Regions from separate parts of the Homo sapiens genome. Here region 1 is linked to region 2. The links are chromatin contacts, found by Hi-C or POLR2A ChIA-PET in ENCODE. All regions are on one chromosome and are shown on one strand. The core of a region is the stretch at or near the end of the contact, and the rest is flanking DNA. Distances in the headings are between cores, read along the strand shown. Region 1 holds the start of NUDT17 (nudix hydrolase 17). Region 2 holds the start of LINC01719 (long intergenic non-protein coding RNA 1719).

Region 1 (7,112 bases), core at 4,130-6,629, 210 kb before region 2:
GACGCTGGGCCTGGCAGGGTGGCTCATGCCTGTAATCCCAGCACTTCGGGAGGCTGAGGCAGGTGGATCACTTGAGGTCAGGAGTTTGAGACCAACCTGGCCAACATGGTGAAACCCTGTCTTCACTAAAAATACAAAAATTAGCTGGGCATGGTGGCGGGCACCTATAGTCCCAGCTACTCGGGAGGCTAAGGCAGGAGAATCACTTAAACCCAGTGAGTGGAGGTTGCAGTGAACCAAGATCACGCCACTGCACTCCAGCCTGGGCGACAAAGTGAGACTCCATCTCAAAAAAAAAAATTTTTTTTTTGAGAAGTAGGAACCAGTAGAGATAGCAACCAGTCTACTTGCATTGAATCATTGGCTTAGATTAGTGTAAATCATGCATTAGTCTACACTTTTCTAACATGCTCCCAGTGAAATAATTTTTCAGATTAAATTTGTGAGAAACGTACAAAAGCACCAAACTTTTAAGTGCAAATGAGAGGCAATAAGAATTTCAGGAGTGAAGTTATATTTCCAAATAAGTTTGTAGAAAATGTCCTTAGAAGGTGACATTATCTACTTTGATCAGGAAAATGGTAAAGGGTGGTGGGTAGTGCCTCAGACACACGTGGTAAGAGAATCTCCCAGGTTAGGGAAGATGTCTCAGAGTTGTGTTTGTTTGACAGGCGTCTACTAGAAAAATCTCAGAGGGTAGAAGCCATCATTGCATCTATGCAGGCTACTGGTGCAGAGGAAGCACAGTTACAAGAAATAGAGGAGATGATCACAGCTCCTGAACGTCAGCAGCTAGAGACCCTGAAACGTAATGTCAACAAGTAAGCATCATAAACTTCAGACCTGCATTTCAGAATACCATCCAGAAAATCCATTTTGACCTCCTGTAACCCTCCAGCTTAGCATGAGCAAACCTAAACTCACTGTCTCCTCCAGCTCACTTAACAGAATTTAATCCACCTATTTTTGTAAACTAGCAATTCTGAAGATGTTCTGAGCTTCTTCTCCATCACCATATACACTCTCTTGTTCATCAAGTACTGATAAATTTTTTTTAAGAGACGGGGTTTTGGCTGTGTTGCCCAGACTGGCCTTGAACTCGTAGGTTCAAACAGTCTTCCTGCCTCAGCCTCCCAAGTAGCTGGGACTACAGGCAAGTGCCACTGCGCTGGCTTAATTTTACTTGAGTCATGTGTCTCAAATCTGGCCTTTCATCTTGGTCCACACGCAGGCCTTCATCACCTCTTTCCTAGACCTTCACATTTCAGTGCACAATTTGTGCACCTCTTTCATTAAATTTATTTCTTAAGTATTTTTTTGGATACTAGTTTAGTGGTCGCTTATTTCAGTTTTAGATTGTTCATTGCTAGTGTTATACAAAAACAACCAACTTTGGTGTTGTGATTTTGTATCCCACAACTTTACTAAATTCATTTATTAATTCTAGTAGTTTTTTTGCAGATTCTTTGAGATTTTTTATAATAGGATTATGTCATCCATGAATAGAGAGAGTTTTACTTCTGTCTTTTCAATCTAGATGCCTTTACTTTTTTTTTTTCCTGCCCCATTACCCTGGCTAGAACCTCCAGTAAAAGGTTGAATAGAAGTACAAAAGCAGACATCTTTGTTTTGTTTCTGATCTTAGGAGAAAAGCTTTTAGTCTTTCACCATTAAGTATGATGTTAGCTGTGGGTTTTTCCTAGATGGCTTTTGTCAGGCTGAAGAAGCTTCCATTTCTTCCTAATCACCACTCACTTTAAGCTTCAGACACTCTTAGTTTCTTGCTATTTTAAAACACACTAGGTCCTTTTATACCTGTGCCTTTACGTTCGTTTTCCTGATTGCAAATGAAGACTACCTTCCCCCAGGACAGAGGCTCTGTATTTTGTATTCTTAGCAGTTTGCATGGTGTCTGGCACATAAAGATGCTCGGTAAATAGCAAAATGATCTACTGGTTCTCCTGCTTTCTTTCCATCCACTCTCAAGGGTAACCAAGCAGTTATCCATGGCCACACCCACCCTAACCTCTAATCTTAAATATGCTAATGAACATTCAGTCTAGGCAAATGCCTTTACTTTTCACTCAGGTTGGATGCCAGTGAGATCCAGGTGGACGAAACCATCTTCCTGCTGGAGTCTTACATTGAGTGCACCATGAAGAGACAGTGATCCAGAAGAAGCATCTTCCTCAGAAGATCTGGGGGGATGGAAAGCAAAATAAAGGAGGTGCCTGGATGCATTATTTGCAGTGGGATAAGTCGCAGAGTCTTCAACTAAACCCCCCTCTCTATCCCCTGCAGCCCAGGATACACCTGAAAGAATTTGGCATATTTAGATCCATTGCTGTAGTCTCCCCTCATCAAATCTTGGCAGTGGGAAGAACCTTAAATCAACAAGGTTAATCATCTATCAGATGCATCTGTTCCCATAAAGAAGTTACCCACACCTATGGTTACCTATATCCCTGGCAATAGGAAACTTCCTAAGAAGTTAATTTTATTTTCAGATGTCTATGCCTGTTCTTTATTTTGTTGAGATAGGTGATAGATAGATAGATAGATAGATAATTTGTTGTTGTTGAGACAGGATCTCACTCTGTCACTCAGGCTGGGGTGTAATAGCGCAATCACAGCTCCCTACAGCCTTGACCTCCTGAGCTCAAGCAGTCCTTCCACCTCAGCCTCTGGAGTAGCTGGGACTACAGGCATGCACCACACATACCCAGCTATTTTTTATTTATTTATTTATTTTTTTGTAGAGACAGGGCCTCCCTGTGTTGCCCAGGCTGATGAACTGTAATTTTTAACACACACAGTGTAGGGAATGTGAAAGACTATCACAGAGTAGAAGAAAAAATTATTTTCAGGGTTAGCAGGTGGATTGTCCCAAGCAGTCACACTAGAATCTGTGGACTGAAGCCACATTTGCCAGCTCCAGGCTTCTAACACATCTGAAACTGTGTATGTAGAACAGCTAGCTCAATGCCTGGCATATGGTAAGCACACAGTAAATTAGCGCCTTCCTCTTCTCCATGGTTCCTTAAAACTGGCAACGCTAAATTCTCTCTCTCAGTATCACGGATATAATTTGTCCCAGCAGCTTTAATTCATTTAAAGCAGTTAGATGTTTTATAATATCTTCAGTTTTCTCTCACCAATGTGTTTTCTAATTGTTTAAACACTTGAGTGTCAAACAATTGCCAGCCACCATACTAAACACAACATACAAGGATAGATAAATAAGACACCATCTCTGCCCTCAAGCCAGTCACCATCATTTACTAAGCACCTGTTTTGTGCTAAGTACTGGGGTAAGCCTTGGGGATATAAAGATTAATAAATTTTGAGCATACAGTCTAGTAGGAGGAGACAAATAAGTACATAAGTACCAGGAAGTATTAGGGGTGCTACAGTAGAAGAGTAAACACTATGTACAGAGAGGCCAGAAAGGGAAAAGGGTCAGGCAGGGAAGGGAACACAGAGAGTGACAATGTATAGTTTGAAAGATGAGGATGCTTTATTTGCAAACTATCTTAACAAGGGATTCGTAACCAGAATATATAAGGAGCTCAAACAATAGCAAAAAGAACAATCCAACTTAAAAATGGCCAAAAGATCTTAATAGGTAGTTTTCGAAAGAAGATACACAAATGGCCGACAGATACATCAAAAAATGTTCAACATCACTAATCAGAGAAATGGAAATCAAAATCAATGAGATAACATCTCACCCCAATTCATTACTTTTATCAAGAAGAAAGAATGAATGCTAGTGAGGATGTGGAAAAAGGAGAGCCCTGCCTGGTACACTGTTGGGAATGTAAATTGGTACAGCCACTGTGGAAGACTACAGAGGTTCCTCAAAAAACTAAAAACAGAACTATGCTCCAGCAGTTCCACTACTGGGTATATATATATCTCCAAAAGGAAAGAAATCAATGTATCAAAAAGATACCTGCACTCCCATGTTTATTGCAGCAGTATTCACGATAGCCAAAACATGGAATCAACCTAAGTGCCCATCAATAGATGAAAGGCTAAAGAAAATGTATTATTCAGCCATAAGAATGAATGAAATCCTGTCATTGGCAGCAACATGGATGGAATTGGAGGTCATTATGTTAAGTAAAATAAACCAAGCACAGAAACAAATATTGCATGTTCTGTCTCACATAGGAGCTAAAAAAGTGGATCTCAAGAAAATAAAGAATAGATTGGTAGTTACCAGAGGCTAGGAAGGATGGGGAGGATGAAGAGAGGTTGATTAGTGGGCACAGATAATACAGTTTGAAGAAGTAAGACTGGTGTTGGATAGATCAGGGTGGCATAGTTATTAATTTACTGTACATTTCAAAACAGCTAGAAGATAATTTTGATGGTGCCTAAATCCTGTAATCCCAACACACTGGGAGGATCAGTTGAAGCCAGGAGTTCAAGAACAGCCTGGGCAACAGTGAGATTTCATCGTTACAAAAAAATTTAAAAATTAGCCAGGTGTGGGTAGTGCACATCTGTAATCACAGCTACTCAGGAGGCTGAGACGGGAGAAGCGCTTGAACCAGGGAGGTGGAGGTTGCAGTGAGCTGAGATGGCGCCACTGCACTCCAGCCTGGGTGACAGAGCGAGACTCCGTCTCAAAAAAAAAAAAAGGCCGCGCGTGGTGGTGGGCGCCCTGTAATCCCAGCTACTACTTCGGAAGCTAAAGCACGAGAATCGCTTCAACCTGGGAGATGGAGGTTGCAGTGAGCTGGGATCACACCAGTGCACTCCTGTCTGGGCTGTAGAGTGAGACTCTCAAAACAAAACATCACTCTGGCAGCACTGTAGAGAATGAACTGGTAGGGGCAAGACTATTTGGAGACTTGCAATAATATTTCAGGCAAAATACGAGGAAGGCTTAAACTAGGGCAATGAATGAAGGCTGGAGAGAACATGGGTTTGAGGAAGTTTAAGGAGATAGCATCTGCATACTTGGTTGCCATTTGAGTGAAGTGAAAGGAGAAGTGGTATCGAAAATGTTATTTGGTGTGTTTCGCTTGGAGATAATTAATTCGAAGTGATGCCTGCTGTAACAGGTGTGCATAGTGCTGTAGAGGATGCTTACAGTTCAGCTTAGGGCTGGTTGGAAGTAACATGTGGGTCCTGAAGTCATTCGGTCTGGGGGTCATTGTCCTAAACAGAGAAGATAGGAAGGAATAGGAGCTGAGCATTTAGAGGTATTCTTCTTTGTGGTTTAATATTATACCCATGGGTCATCCTCAAAAGATGTGCCCTTATTTCCCCGGGGACTTTCGGAAACCCCGCTACGACCCCGCGGAACGTTCCGAGGGGAAGCTTCTCTAGGCCACCAGAGGGCGCCAGGCGGGCCGCAGCGACTCCAGAGTCGCGTTATGGCCGAGGTGCGGGTGCAGCTGCTCCTGTCCCGGCGTCCGGAGTCGGTGAGCTTCGCACGGAGTGTGTGTGGCCTCCTGGGAGCCGGACCAGGGCTCGGGACGTGGCCCATTCACTGCAGCTTGAAGCGAGGACGGCTTGTCCTCTCGAGCAGGCCCTTCCCAGGCGCCTCCGCTAGGCTTCCGCTCCAGGTCGGCAGAAGGGGGCCCCAGAGCGGGGGCAGTGAAGGGCCAAAGATGGGGACTGAAATCGGGTGGGAACTGGCGGCGAGGACCCCGCCCCCAACGCGCGGTGTAGCCCCATTTTTGGAAGTCACGCCCACCCAGTGCCGCCCTTCTGAAGCCTTAACCCAGCTGGCTTCCTTCTGCCAGCGACCCCCTTTCTGCCCTTTTGCGGCCCTGGAGGAGCGGCCCAGGGTCCCTGGGGCTGAGCTGCCCACAGATCGAGGTGTGGACCTGGGTGTGGCCGTCATTCTGCAGTCCAGCGACAAGACTGTCTTGCTAACCCGAAGGGCACGCACCCTGAGCGTTTCCCCCAACCTCTGGGTACCCCCGGGTGAGTATTCTGGGGACAAGGCCCCAAGTACAGAGAAGAAATTTGCCCTTTCCCCGCAACAATGTTTTTCCCAGTCTCAGAAGGATAAAGTGGGCCCCAAAATGTGGCATGTTCATAGTCACAAGGGACTGCAACTCCCTCTGTGTCCACTGGAGGGGAGAGGAGTGTCAACAGTGAGTGGGGGCTCCCTGGCCAAGACCACCACCATTCACCTACTGGCCCCACTGTTGTTGCAGGTGGGCACGTGGAACTTGAGGAGGAGGTAACCAGTCAGCTGATCCAACCTGAGCCAAGAGACCCATGCCTGGGACCATCTTGGGTGTGGGCTGAGGGAGAGGCAAGCAAAAGGACTTGGAAGAGTCAGGCACTGGCCCCTCTGATGTGTCTTCTCTGACTCCCAGCTGCTGGACGGAGGGCTTCGAGAACTTTGGGAGGAGAGTGGACTACACCTGCCCCAGGGCCAGTTCTCTTGGGTCCCTCTGGGTTTATGGGAGGTGAGACAAGTAGCTGGGAGAAGCTCCTCCATAGATCAGCCCCTACCTGCCTTGGCTACAAGGGAAACAATAGCACATAAGTGGGCTGGAATCCCCAAATCCATAACCCTCACCCATGTCCCTGCTGTGTCATCTGTACCATCCACGCCCTCAGCTTTTGGCCACCATTTTGTTTCACCCTAAAGCTGTATTAACAAAGTCTCAAAAAGTGACACAAAGGGCCGGGTGCGGTGGCTCACGCCTGTAATCCCAACACTTTGGGAGGCTGAGGTGGGCGGATCACCTGAGGTCAGAAGTTTGAGACCAGCCTGGACAACATGGCGAAACCCCGTCTCTACTAAAAATACAAAAATTTTAGCTGGGCGTGGCGGCAGGCGCCTGTAATCCCAGCTACTCTGGAGGCTGAGGCTGGAGAATTGCTTGAACCCAGGAGGCAGAGGTTGCAGTGAGCCAAGATCACGCCATTGCATGCCAGCCTGGGCGACAAGAGCGAAACTCCATCTTAAAAAAAAAAAAAAAGTGACGGAAAGTTCTCACTTTTGCTGTTTTCTTTTCCTAGTCTGCCTACCCTCCTAGGCTGAGCTGGGGTTTACCCAAATACCATCACATTGTTCTGTATCTACTCGTGATCTCCCAGGAATCACAGCAGCAGTTGCAGGTAGGGCTGGCAGT
Region 2 (6,913 bases), core at 4,329-6,828:
CCCCAAACAAAAGTGAAGAGTTTGTGCTGCTATTAAATGTCAGATAGTGTGGCCAAGGAAGGAGCATTCTCTTAGGATGTGGGAATATGACTAGGCCCAACTTCTTTAGAGGTCAATTAAGCATCAATTAGAAAAACTGGAAAGGCACAAATACTTTGACCAGGGAAGTCTATTTCTAGAAGTGTGTTTTAAGAAATCCTTGCACAGCTCACACCTGTAATCCCAGGCCTTTGGGAGGCCAAGGCAGGCAGATCATGAGATCAGGAGATCGAGACCATCCTGGCTAACACAGTGAAACCCAGTCTCTACTAAAAATACAAAAATTAGCTGGGCCTGGTGGCGGGCGCCTGTAGTCCCAGCTACTCTGGAGGCTGAGGCAGGAGAATGGCGTGAACCTGGGAGGCGGAGCTTGCAGTGAGCCGAGATCGTACCACTGCACTCCAGCCTGGGCAGCAGACCAAGACACCGTCTCAAAAAAAAAAAAAAAAAAAAAAAAAAAAAAAAAAAAAAAAAAAGAAATCCCTGCACAAATGATGAAAGATAGTTGTATAAGGATGTTCTCTGAATAATTTTTTATAAGAATAAGCATTAGACACAATTTTGTGTCCATTAGCTGAGGGCCATTTAAATATATACTGGTTCATCCATACCATAAAAAGATAAGCAGTTGTTTAAAAGCCTGAGGTAAAATATGAAAGTGGTGATGATGATGCCACTGAAAATAATTATAGCAGCTAACGTTTAATGAACATTTATTAGGTGCTCAAATGCTTTATGTGTATTTCTCATCAAATGTGTAACCAAAAATAAAATTCTAAGGCCCCCCAGCCATGTGAATGGACCCCTGCTCTAGGTCAAGGTCATTCCACAGTTAACCTGAAAAACTAGTTCAGGCCATGATGGGAAGAAGTTGGACATGCCTCATTATACCCTCCTTCCTTTTGGAACTCAGGAAAAGCCAACCAGCATTAACATCAACACAGACCTTAAGTCTGATAAGAAACATTTACAATCTATTTTCTCTGAAGCCTGCTACCTGGAGGCTTCATCTGCATGGTAAAACCTTGGTCTCCACAACCCCCTATCTAACCCAGAAATTCCCTTCTGGAATAAGAACTCTTTCAACCAATAGCTAATCAGAAAAATTTTAAATCTATGACCTGGAAGCCCCCCACCCTTTGAGTTGTCCCGCCCTTCCAGATTGAAGCAGTGTAAATCTTACATGTATTGATCGATGTATTCTGTCTCCCTAAAATGAATAAAAGCAAGCTGTACCCGACCACCTTGGGCACATGTTGCCAGGACCTCCTGAAACTGTGTCATGGGTGCCACCTTAACCTTGCAAGGTAAACTTTCTAAATTTATTGAGACCTGTCTCACATACTTTTGGATTCACAAATGTTAGATTAATCCATGAGAGAAGCATTGTTTATTTATTTATTATTATTATTATTTTTTGAGATGGAGTCGGCTCTGTTACCAGGCTGGAGTGCAGTGGCGCAATCTTGGCTCACTGCAACCTCTGCCTCCTGGGTTCAAACTATTCTCCTGCCTCAGCCTCTCAAGTAGCTGGGATTACAGGCACCTGCCACCACGCCCAGCTCATTTTTGTATTTTTAGTAGAGATGGGGTTTCACCAAGTTGACCAGGCAGGTCTCGAACTCCTAACCTTAGGTGATCTGCCCGCCTCATCCTCCCAAACTGCTGCAATTACAGGCATGAGCCACCACACCCAGGAAAGGGAAGCACTTTTTTTTTTCTGTTTTTATAGATGAAGAAATAGAGATACAGAAAATTCAGTAACGTTTTAAAAGTCACATCATGAACCAACCAAGATTTCAACCTGGAAATTGAGGCTTCACCACAAGTGAAGACTGGGATTTTCTTGTTTTCAATTATTGGGAGTTTTGGATTTCCAGGAATGTGCAGTTGTAAAAACCCAGCTTCAGGAAGTGATGAAATAAGTGCAGTGGCTCTGGAGTAAGCTCTGAAGCCCCAGGCTCAGGCTCTATTGAAAAATTACTTTTGCTGAAATATTCTTGTTTTTAGGAACTTCCATGGAACTTGAGCCTTCGCACAGCGTATTTTGGCATCGAATTTAAAGCTAGTAGAGGTCCGGAAGATTCCCAGGATTAAAGTCTTTAAACAGAAAGCGTGAATCTTGCCTAAGTAAAAGGTACCATCTCTGGGTGGGCTTGAACCACCAGCCTTTCGGTTCAAACAGCCGAAGGCACTAACCGATGGCGCCACAGAGACTCTAATGGTTTAGATTTGCTGATACCAGAAATGGCATTTTAACCTCTGGCCGTAGATAATCTCATATGTTTGTAGCCTGTCCAATCCCGCGCACTCCAGAAACCCAGAACACGGGAGACATTGAAGCCAAGAGTCGAGTCTTTGGGCACTTTGGACGTTCTACCCGGGCAGAGTCAGCTGGGGGACTCCAACGGCCAAACGGCCGCCTGCTCCTCACCGTCTGCTCTTCACTGGTTCCCCCGCCTGCTCTTCACCGTCTCAAAAGTCGCCGGCCCCTCTACAGGCGACAACTGCAGCTTCTCCGGCGGAAGTCACTCGCTTTCCCATTCTTAGCCCCGCTTCACACCTTGAGCTCACAGTCATTTCCGCCGGGCCTGGGCTAGCGGACGCGCGCGTGGGAAGGACCAGAACCCGTGGTGTCCTCACCGCGTCACCCTCGGGCCCTCAGAGGTGGGATCCACCGGACAGGGACCTGGAGTTTGCACAGGCTGCAGCCCTTCGCCCAGAGCCAGCCTAGCACCTAGTAGGTGCCCAATAAATGCTTGGTGAAGGAAGGCATTCCACCGCAGGGTTTTAGGAGAACCATGAATTCCCGTGTGAACGTTAAGCGTTTAGTCCTACTAGGAAGTCTGGAATATAGAGACCTGAACTGTTTCTCAAAGGCAGCTGTTCTTGTATCCCCAGAGCCGGTTTAGAATCCAGCAAAGGCCCCTGCCCGGTGGATCCCACCTCTGGAGACCCGAGGATAGTGCGGTGGGGGGCACCGCGGGTTCTTGTCCTTCCCACGCTCACGTCCACCGGCCCAGGCCCAAAGGAACTGGCTGTGGGTACAAGATGTGAAGATAGTTACAAATACCAGCTAGTGCCAGTGCCAGTTGCAGAAATCAGGACTTGTAATAGTTATGAGTATTTCTTCATTATTTTGAGATGAATACATTTGGGTGTATATTAACCAAAACTTTTCTTGAGAATTCTCCTCTTCCATCACCCTAGCTAGCACATTCATTAATAATTAACTTTTAGAAATCTCAATATTTAGGTTACAGGAAAGCAAATATGGAATGTGATCTATCTAGCTAAAAAAGGAGTGAACATCATTCAAAGACAAAGACTTTATCCTGTTGGGGAAAGGGTTGGCATATTTTCACTGAATGAGAAAAAGTATGATTTTCATATTGTCTTTATTTGAACCTTAAGTATGATTTTACAAGGAGGAAAAAGGAGGAGGAAGAAGCAAAAGAAGAGGAAGAGGAGGAAAAAAAGAAGAGGAGGAAGATGTACATTGATGCCACTTTGAGAAGAAGTGGACTGTGGTGGATTTGTAATGTATCAGTTTTGCCAAGCTGAATGCACATTTCCCAGATTTGCCATCTTTAGATAGCTCTAGGTTAGCCTGGGCAACAGGAGACACTTGGAAGATAGAATTCGAGTGGCTGTTACACTCTTTTGTATACTGGGAAGGGCGTTGTTACAGCTCAGGCATGATCTTCAGCTTCCCTGACCCTTGGACTGGTGGGTGTTTTGCTTCTTGATCTAACATTAAGGTTAGAAGTTGCAGGATTCCAGCAGGGTTTTGTCACATCCAATCTGGTTTAAGTTCTCATATTATTAGGAAAGCTTTAGGGTGCTTCAGGAAAACGCTTTTTAAAAAATCAAATTTGGAAAATATCAAATGGAATTATAGGCAATAAGCATAACCCAGTGGAACCATGAATCAAACCCTCTAGAGCAGGGTTGTCTAAATTTTGGCTTCCTTGGGCCACACTGGAAAAAAAAAAAAGACACTTGTCTTGGGCCAAACATAATATACACTAATCGCAATTGAACTGTACCTGTAAAGCTTGTAAACAAAATGTGTCTGTAAAGTCTGTAAACAGGCCAGGTGCGGTGGCTCAGGCCTGTAATCCCAACATTTTGGGAGGCCGCGAGGCAGGCGGAAAACTTGAGGTCAGGAGTTCAAGACCAGGGTGGCCAACATGGTGAAACCCTGTCACTCTTTTTTTTTTTTTTTTTTTTTGAGACGGAGTCTCACTCTGTCGCCCAGGCTGGAGTGCAGTGGTGCGATCTCAGCTCACTGCAACCTCTGCCTCCCGGGTTCAAGCGATTCTCTTGCCTCAGCCTCCTGAGTAGCTGGGACTACAGGCACGTGCCACCACACCCGGCTAATTTTTTTTTTTTGTATTTTTATTAGAGATGGGGTTTCACTGTGTTAGCCAGGATGGTCTTGACCTCCTGACCTCATGATCCACCCGCTTCCGCCTCCCAAAGTGCTGGGATTACAGGCGCGAGCCAGTGCGCCCGGCCCGGTGAAACCATGTCTCTACTAAAAATTCAAAAAATTAGCCGGACCTAATTTTTTGGTTGCCTGAGCCTGTAATGCCAGTTACTCGGGAGGCTGAGTATTCTCTGGTTGAGGAAGGAGAATAGCTTGAACGCAGGAGGCAAAGGTTGCAGTAAGGCGAGATCGCGCCATACACTCCAGCGGACTGTTTGCTGTTAATCCCATAGGGAAAAGAAAAGCTTAGTTTTATTTCTATAGAACAACAACAAAAAAAGATAAGAGATTAGTAGAGACGGGTTCACTATATTTGCCCACACACGCCTGAGGTCGAGCGATATTAACATAAACATAACCTATCGACGTACCTCATAGATTGCTGGGATTACAAACGTGAGAACCACGATGTCCCAAATTTTTAGTTTCAGTGAAGTTACAGATGGGAACAAAGACCTGATTCTCAGCTTACGCTGACGCCCAGTATGCGTTTCTGCAGCAAACAAAACCTATTTTTAAAACGACAAAAATACAGGGGAAAGCGCGAATGCAGTCTACCACTGCCACAAATTATACAGTCAAGTTTCCCACATTTGGGGAAACTGCAGGGGTCAGCAGATCCGGAGTGCAATGGATAAGACTCGCTCTGGAAAAACCACCTTCGTGACCAGGGTATCTCTCCTGCCAGGTAAGTATGAGTTATTGCACCTCCGCCCCGCCGGCAGCCTCACACGCTTCACCCTTTACACGCACGGTCACTTGCCCCGCGCACACCCCCCTCCCCCCCAGCCCTCCTAGCCCTGACACACAGCTGGGACTCTCAGGTCCGACCAGCGGTCCTGAACCCGCTCCCACGGCACGGGAACTCCTTCGTGGCGAAGCAGCATGTGGCGAAGCAGCAGCCCCTGCGCTGGCTCATCTACATAGAAGTCGCCCTATCCGTGATGTCACCGACAGCGCCTTTCCCAGTCCCCGTCTGCCTTTCTGCCGCTCAGCCGACCAACCCGCTGCCGGAGCCGGCAAGGGGAAGTGACGTCTGCCTCTCCCTTTTTTCTCTCCTGCTTCCCTCATCTGTTCTCTTCCAAAGAAGCTGGTCCTTAGCCTGTATTGCGGAGCAAGCTTTCGGCGACCAGCTGGACCCTGGGCACCCTTCTTCGAACAATGGCTTTTAATTCTCAGACTAGAACGTTTAGGATTACAAAAGAAACTGGTTCTTTTCACATTCTTATTCTTGTGATGTAGCATTCCGCATATATATATATATATATATATATATATATATATATATGTATCCAACTATCCTAAAAGACACTACCCTTCATCATTCCATGCCATTAGACATGTATAGGACCATGCATGGTGATCTCCTCCAGACAAAAGTAAATGCTGGTGCAGAACAGGTAAGTGTACTATAATTTGAGTACATCAGCTTTTGGGCATTTTAAACCATGGGTCAGACAAGTTAGAGCAAGAGGGCAGGTTGATAGCAAGAGGGAGTGTTTTTCTTTTAATTTTCTTTTTTTTTGTTTTGAGACGGAGTCTCGCGCTCTTCGCTCAGGCTGGAGTGCAGTGGGGCTATCTCGGCTCACTGCAAGCTCCGCCTCCCGGGTTCACGCCATTCTCCTGCCTCAGCCTCCCCAGTAGCTGGGATTACAGGCACCTGCCACCACGTCCGGCTAATTTTTTGTATTTTTAGTAGAGATGGGGTTTCACTCTGTTAGCCAGGATGGTCTCGATCTCCTGACCTTGTGATCCGCCCACCTCGGCCTCCCAAAGTGCTGGGATTACAGGCGTGAGCCACCGCGCCCGGCTTCTTTTAATTTTCAAATAGCAAAGTGATGTTTGCCACTGTCATTTCAGAATGAGGTGACAATTTGTTGTTGTTTGGTTTTGTGGGGTTTTTTGTTTGTTTGTTTGTTTCTGAGACAAGGTCTCACTGTCGCCCAGGTTGGAGTACAGTGGCATGATCAGGGTTTACTTCTGCCTTGACCTCACGAATTCAAGCAAACCTCCTTACTAATCCTCCCAAGTAGCTGGGACTACAGGTGCATGACACCACACCCTGGGGTGTGAACTGGGATTTGATGTTTTCAGTTGGCTCCCTGATGGAATAGGTTCCCTTACTATTCTGGAATACAGATTGTCTTCATGATTATGATTCATAATCATAATGATTATGACAGCAGTCCCTGCTGTCAGGCAGGGACGTTTAAGTCTGCAGAAGCTGTCTGCTGCCTTTTATTCAGATATGCCCTGCCCCCAGAGGTGGAATCTAGAGGCAGTAGGCCTTGCTGAGCTGCAGTGGGCTCTACCCAGTTCGAGCTTCCCTACCACTTTATTTACACTGTGACCATAGAACCACATACTCAAGCCTCAGCAGTG

The links. Hi-C counts contacts between places; a loop is a spot of excess contacts on that map. ChIA-PET counts read pairs that join two places held with the same protein, here RNA polymerase II (POLR2A). Pooled maps may share reads with other maps.
Region 1: a loop to region 2 is called in a pooled map, with 5 times the contacts of the local background. The contact joins the promoter of NUDT17 here to the promoter of LINC01719 in region 2. A Hi-C loop is called at or near these places in 6 of 50 pooled maps. POLR2A ChIA-PET finds 5 or more read pairs at or near these places in 20 of 52 experiments (CD4-positive, alpha-beta T cell, GM10248, H1 and 15 more).

Annotation. Positions count from the first base shown.
Region 1 is chr1:145,840,251-145,847,362 of GRCh38, forward strand. It overlaps NUDT17 (nudix hydrolase 17), which reads left to right and starts at 5,380. Exons shown (of 8, transcript NM_001012758.3): 1 at 5,380-5,582; 2 at 5,763-5,946; 3 at 6,183-6,208; 4 at 6,348-6,440; 5 at 7,000-7,098. The coding sequence starts at 5,391. It overlaps POLR3C (RNA polymerase III subunit C), which reads left to right. Exons shown (of 15, transcript NM_006468.8): 14 at 672-821; 15 at 2,089-4,152. The coding sequence ends at 2,170. RefSeq lists enhancers at 4,454-4,583, 5,364-5,733, 5,784-6,043.
Region 2 is chr1:146,047,018-146,053,930 of GRCh38, forward strand. It overlaps LINC01719 (long intergenic non-protein coding RNA 1719), which reads left to right and starts at 5,579. Exons shown (of 3, transcript NR_125968.1): 1 at 5,579-5,931. It overlaps RNVU1-6 (RNA, variant U1 small nuclear 6), which reads right to left and starts at 5,227; the gene lies at 5,064-5,227. RefSeq lists enhancers at 4,437-5,165, 5,166-5,897 and a silencer at 5,077-5,316.